Linked DNA regions of Homo sapiens: region 2 is linked to region 1. The links are chromatin contacts, found by Hi-C or POLR2A ChIA-PET in ENCODE. All regions are on one chromosome and are shown on one strand. The core of a region is the stretch at or near the end of the contact, and the rest is flanking DNA. Distances in the headings are between cores, read along the strand shown. Region 1 holds the start of LORICRIN (loricrin cornified envelope precursor protein). Region 2 holds the start of PGLYRP4 (peptidoglycan recognition protein 4).

Region 1 (2,896 bases), core at 147-2,646:
TGGCCACAGTCTAATCAGGATCATCTGGATCATTAAAAGTGCACTATAATTAAGAATTTATTATTGGAGCTGTCATTTCAAAACATAACTGGGCAGAACAAAGTTTGACTGTGGTATCTTAAACAATACCAATTGACTTCCGGTTATGAAAGAAGCAGCATCCTGTTCTGCATGCGCAGAGGTGATGCTACTGGTCCAGAGTCAACAAGAAAGTTTTGAGTTATTCTCCTAGGAGAAGAATTGGACTTGCCCAATCCCTCCATGGACTCCTTTCTGGCCTTGGTATCCAAGGGAAGGCCAGGTTGGAAGTAAGGATGTGCTGTTATATGAGAAAACAACAAAAAAGACAGCATCACCTTCTACACTTAACATAACTATTCTCCCTTCACATGCCTGTGAAATAGGTACTACTATTTTTATTTGATAGACAAGGTAACTGAGGGTCAAAAAGCTTGATCATTCCACAGTCAATAAGTACTTACTGAGTGCCTCCCATGTGCAGGTACTGCACTAAGAGCTATGACTCTGCCCAAGGTGACACAGCTGGCAAGTAGCAAAGGGAGCACCCAATCTGTCACCTAATCTCAAGTCTATCCCATTCAATGACTGCCCCTCAGGCTAAGGTCAGTGTTTTGCCACACAACACCACAGGACAACAGAGCCAAAGAGCCTTTGTGGGATCACATGGTCCATCTCTTTAGTTTGCTCTGCTGCAAGGAAAGTCAGTATTGATTACCCTTCTCAGACTGTCTCAAATGCCTGCTGTCTCTGGGGATGAATCAAAGTAGCTTCCCACGTCACATTAGTTACAGCACTGTCTATGGTGTGCAGTCCAGAGCTGGGTGCTGGGGACTCATGCCTCCAGTGGGCAGGACAGAAACACCCCAGCAAAACACACATGAAATCCTGGGAGATAAACTTTTGCAAAGGAGTAACGGGTTCTAAAGTTTTGAGGATTTTTAGAGTAGCAGGACCAGAAGTCAAACAGTAGGATTTAGAAGGTCCTACTCCTTGGATAAAGCACTGAGATCTTCAGTTTGACTCTCTTAGGGCACCTCAAGACTCTGGGACCTATTCCTCAAGCACAGCCCTGTGGTCACCTGGTATGCATCCTGTGCCAGAGGTTTTGGAAACAATGTCTGCCATCCACTCTGACTGGGTGACCCCACTGATGAGCCTGCCACACTGTTGCATCAGAGAAGGGGCCAGTCACACACCAGGCTGCCCATCTCAAGAATGCCAAAACCTTCATGAATGGGCCATCCTGTGCCTGCAATCACAGGGAGGTGGGGCCGACAGCCACGGGTCACGTAACTGAGGCCAAACACAAGAAGCTGGCCTGGATCAATGAGTCAGGGAGAGCTCTATATATAACCTCAGGAGATCAGTGCTCCTCACATTGCCAGCATCTTCTCTCCTCACTCACCCTTCCTGGTGCTTTGGGTAAGTGTGGTTCTACTGACTCTCTCATTTTCCCAGCTGGTCTTGCCCAGGCCTGACTAGATTAGATGGACCAGGGCCTCTTTCCCCTTTGGGAGCTATAGGACCTCTGCCTTCCCAAAAGCACTCACATTTAGAGGGCGGTCAGGAAAGGAGCAGGGGATGAGCTGCTGCCATGCAGATGGTGTTTCTGGTCTTCTGGCCAGAATGTAAACTCCACAAAGACAAGACTATCTCCTGCCTCTCTGGCACCCGCATAGGGGCAGGCATGGTGCCGGGCACAGAAGGACTCTGCAGAGGCTGTCCAAGGCAGCCTGTGCACAGGCTGAGCAGACCTTGTGAACCTGTCAGGAGGAGAGGCTGAGCCACTCTCAAGAGAGTAGGGAGAATGATCCAAAAAAGTTGCAGATGGGAGGGATTTCAGGTGCCACAGAAATCCAATTGCTGTTTTACAGAGTTAGAAGTTCTGAGAGGGAAATACAACTTCCTACTAGTCAAAGTCCCTTCTACCAAACTTGGACTTGAGAAAATCATGGAAGAGATGGCTAATAGCTTCTGGTCGGGGATGTTGGTCCAAAGGACCACCAGGGTCCTTCCCCTGTTTCCAGGCAGGGCCACAGCAGAGCCTGTCTTTTCTAGTGACTAGCCCTTGGTTCATGGCCTAGCTCAGTGGGACAGACCAAGAGTTTGAACTAAGAGCTTCTGCAGAGGATGGAGTGCAACAGCCCTCAATAGAATGAAGTCCGACAAACCTCTCTCTGTTGTGCTGGGAATGGGTAAAATCTCCTATCCTAGGTAGAGGTTTGTGGTAGTTTTCTATTTGCACTCAGAGAATCAGTGTTGAGATTGGAAGAGGCCTGAAAGATGAAGTGTTCAAACCCTTTCATTTAACAGGAAATGAGAAAGAGGCGGGCGTGTGGGTGATCTGCCCTCAAATCACACAACAGTGGTCAGAGGCAGAGCTGGGAGAAAGAATGGGCACTGCTAACTGGGCTGTTTAAAGCATAATGAAGGCTTTCTGCAGGGGAATGAGGAACTCAACTTTTCCAAAAGCAGCAATCATAAGAAACCCCGCTGAGGGCTCTCCGGGCACCTGAAGGAGCCCTGGGAGGATGGCGATGTTGCCTATGGATGCAGCTGCCTCCGTAAGTATCCTCTTGCAGCTGGTCCAGCGATGCTCTCTTCTCCCCTTCCAGGCTCTCCTTCCTTCTCAGACAAGATGTCTTATCAGAAAAAGCAGCCCACCCCTCAGCCCCCAGTGGACTGCGTGAAGACCTCTGGCGGCGGTGGCGGTGGCGGCGGCAGCGGCGGTGGTGGCTGCGGCTTCTTCGGCGGCGGCGGCTCAGGGGGCGGTAGCAGCGGTTCTGGCTGCGGCTACTCCGGCGGCGGTGGCTACTCTGGCGGCGGCTGCGGCGGGGGCTCCTCCGGCGGCGGGGGCGGGGGCGGCATTGGAGGC
Region 2 (2,896 bases), core at 168-2,667, 89 kb after region 1:
CAGTGGCACGATCTCATCTCACTACAACCTCCATCTCCTGGCTTCAAGCAATTCTCCTACCTCAGCCTCCCTCCTGAGTAGCTGGAACTAGAGGCATGTGCCACCACACCCAGCTAATTTTTGTATTTTTAGTAGAGACGTGGTTTCACCATGTTGGCCAGGATGGTCTCGATCTCTTAACCTCGTGATCTGCCCACCTAGGCCTCCCAAAGTGCTGGGATTACAAGCATAAGCCACCACCCCTGGCCAAGAGAGAGTAGTTTTTTTTGTTGTTGTTTGTTTGTTTTTGAGACAAGTTCTTCCTCTGTCACTCAGGCTGGAGTGCAGTGGTGGGATCTCGGCTCACTGCAGCCTTGAACTCCTCAGGCTCAGATGGACAGTAGGTATTTTTTAATTCCTATTATGAGACTTTAGGATCACCCTTCTCGGTTGCTTTTTGGCCCAGGGAAAGAAAACTTACCCCAGGCCTGGATACCCAGAGCAGAGAAGACAAGAAGCCACGGCAGCATCCCCACGTGGTCCCAGGACACCAATCTGGAGAGTGTGGATGGCAGCCTGAGAGAGACGCTGACAGTTGTTAACATGACCATTCTCAATCTGCAGAGCATCCCAAACCCTGACTGCAGTGGGTGCCATCTGCCTCCTCTACCATCCTGTGGCCTCCTGAGGGCCAGCACCTGCTTCAGTCTTCTCAGGGCCCCCAGCATACAGCAGGTGCTCAGCATCCCTGTCCTATTATTACCCGAGGAACTCAATTTCATCACGTGCCCACGGCGTGCAAGGCTGTGTACACACTTGCACATGCAGTCTTATTTAATTAGTCCTCACACTAATCCTGTCATGTAAGACTGTTAACCCCCATTTTTACAGACAAAGGAAGTAAGATCCAAGAATGGTACAACCGAGAAATCCAGACTCATATGGATGGGTCTTATGCAGAGAATCCCTTCCCAGCTGGGAATATGCCAGATGAGGGAGATATAGGAGTAGGAGGGGTTCCTAGTTCTAGGGCAGAGGAAATCCAATCCTTAACACTCTTTCTGGTGGATTCCAGTCCCTTTGCTGGAAGAGGGCTTCTGAAGAAGAAACACATACTCAACTCACAGATATCTGTGGGTCCTGTGCTGTCCCAGCCCAGCAGGTCAGGGTGCAGTCAGCTTGCCCCTGATTGGCCAGCAGCTCCTTCCCTTCCAGACTTGGCCTCCAGGCCCTGCCCTTCTTCACCAACTGGCGCCTTCTCCTCCAGCCTTCACTCTCCCTAGCCCTAGAGGGCACTCCCTCCCTGGGAATGGAGCACTCGGGCTCTAGCTTCCCAGAGAGAAGAGAGCCCAGGATCCCTAACAAAAGATGGGGAGAAGGGAAGACAGAGGGCAAGGCTCTGAGCCAGCTCCTTTCACAGCACCTGGAGAAATGCAAGTGGGACCAGACTCAGGCTGAGAGCACCTGGGGACCCGCCCTGTGAATAAGCCCAGGTAGCTCCTCCCTGGGAAAGGGCAAGATTGCCCAACACTCCCGAGAGCTCGTCCTCAGCCCCAACCTGGGAAAGCCTGCAGGGCCTGAGGGTTGTGTCTGCAACATCTAGAAACTTCCTGCCTGTGAAGTTCTGCTCCAGGAGCCTGAAGACTGTGGATTGAAGTCACTCACCAACACCACCTTTTACCAGGGTCATGAGCAGGGTCAGGATGGACAGAGAGAAACTGGGAGGTACAATCTCAGGAAACAGCTCACGATGCCTAATTCTGCCCCAATAGCTTACATGTCTGCCCATCATCCTCCCGCCTGCCACTCCCCACCGTCGGCATCAAGCTGCCACCTACCACAGAAAGCCTCCCACAAACCAAGAATCTCCAGCTCCTCGCCATGTTCCAGTTGTCACCTAATCTCATTCCACATTCTGCAACCTGGACTTACAGCCCTTGAGTCTTCACAGAGGAAACTCTGCATGACACTTTCCAAGAACGCAGTAGGATGCAGTCTCCACGGGGACCTGCAGAGCCTCTCATGTCCCGGAGGGTGGGGCAGCCTCCCTAGACACTTAGGAAGTGCCCTGAATCCAGAACAGTTGCTCTCAGTGAGCTGCAGTCCCACTCTCAGACTGGGCTCCCCAGGAGCGCTCTCTGGATGGGGCCCATTGAGCATGCGCCAGGTCTACCTGGCATTCATCCCAGTCATGCACCCAGACCCAGGCTGGAGCTGTGTGATGAGCAGGGGCTGCTGAGCTCTGTCCTGGGGTGAGGGTGAATGTGGGGCAGAGCCAGAGACAGAGATGAAGGAGACCAAGAACTGCAGCCTGGGACCAGCACTGTAGGGACCCTGGTAGTTTCCCCAGCCTGGCAACATGCTGTTTCTCCATGCCTTTTGCTGGCCGCCCATCCTAAATAAGTAGAACAGTTCTCAAAATGAGAAGGTTTCTGGGCTTGCATCCGGGGCACCAAGGACTTGAGGAGACTCGGTTCCCCTTTTTGGAGCGGCTTGGGGAGGGGAAGCCCAAGAAGAGATTGGGTGGTGGCTGCCAAAGGGGACCAACAGATTCTCTGCCCCATCCAGAGACCAACAGATTCTTGAGGACTAACAGACTGAGGGCTGTCCGGGACGAGGGCATCGGGAGGGAGGAAGAGAGCAGTGTGGGTTGTCCCTCTCTGATTCTGTGAACTCAGAATCCCGAGAGGACCTCCTAAGTCCTAAATTATCTGGCCCCCAGCCCCATCTCACTCCACGCTGCCAGAGCAGGCTCCCAGTGCTCTCTGCCCCACCTCCCACCATCTCAAGACCCTTCCCAAGTGCCCAGCCTCGCTCCCCACCTGCGCCCAGAGGCTCCACTTCAGCCTGGCATCTTTGGAAAGGGCTCCGTGACTAGTTGGGACTGGTAGAGGCTCAGAGTCTCTCTTCTCCATTC

The links. Hi-C counts contacts between places; a loop is a spot of excess contacts on that map. ChIA-PET counts read pairs that join two places held with the same protein, here RNA polymerase II (POLR2A). Pooled maps may share reads with other maps.
Region 2: a loop to region 1 is called in a map with no recorded cell type, with 4 times the contacts of the local background. The contact joins the promoter of PGLYRP4 here to the promoter of LORICRIN in region 1. A Hi-C loop is called at or near these places in 1 of 168 maps with a recorded cell type or tissue (GM12878), 7 of 37 single-sample maps with no recorded cell type and 5 of 50 pooled maps. POLR2A ChIA-PET finds 5 or more read pairs at or near these places in 1 of 52 experiments (GM12878).

What each region holds. Positions count from the first base shown.
Region 1 is chr1:153,258,291-153,261,186 of GRCh38, forward strand. LORICRIN (loricrin cornified envelope precursor protein) reads left to right here and starts at 1,397. Exons shown (of 2, transcript NM_000427.3): 1 at 1,397-1,443; 2 at 2,637-2,896. The coding sequence starts at 2,660.
Region 2 is chr1:153,347,424-153,350,319 of GRCh38, forward strand. It overlaps PGLYRP4 (peptidoglycan recognition protein 4), which reads right to left and starts at 1,418. Exons shown (of 9, transcript NM_020393.4): 1 at 1,105-1,418; 2 at 461-555. The coding sequence starts at 509.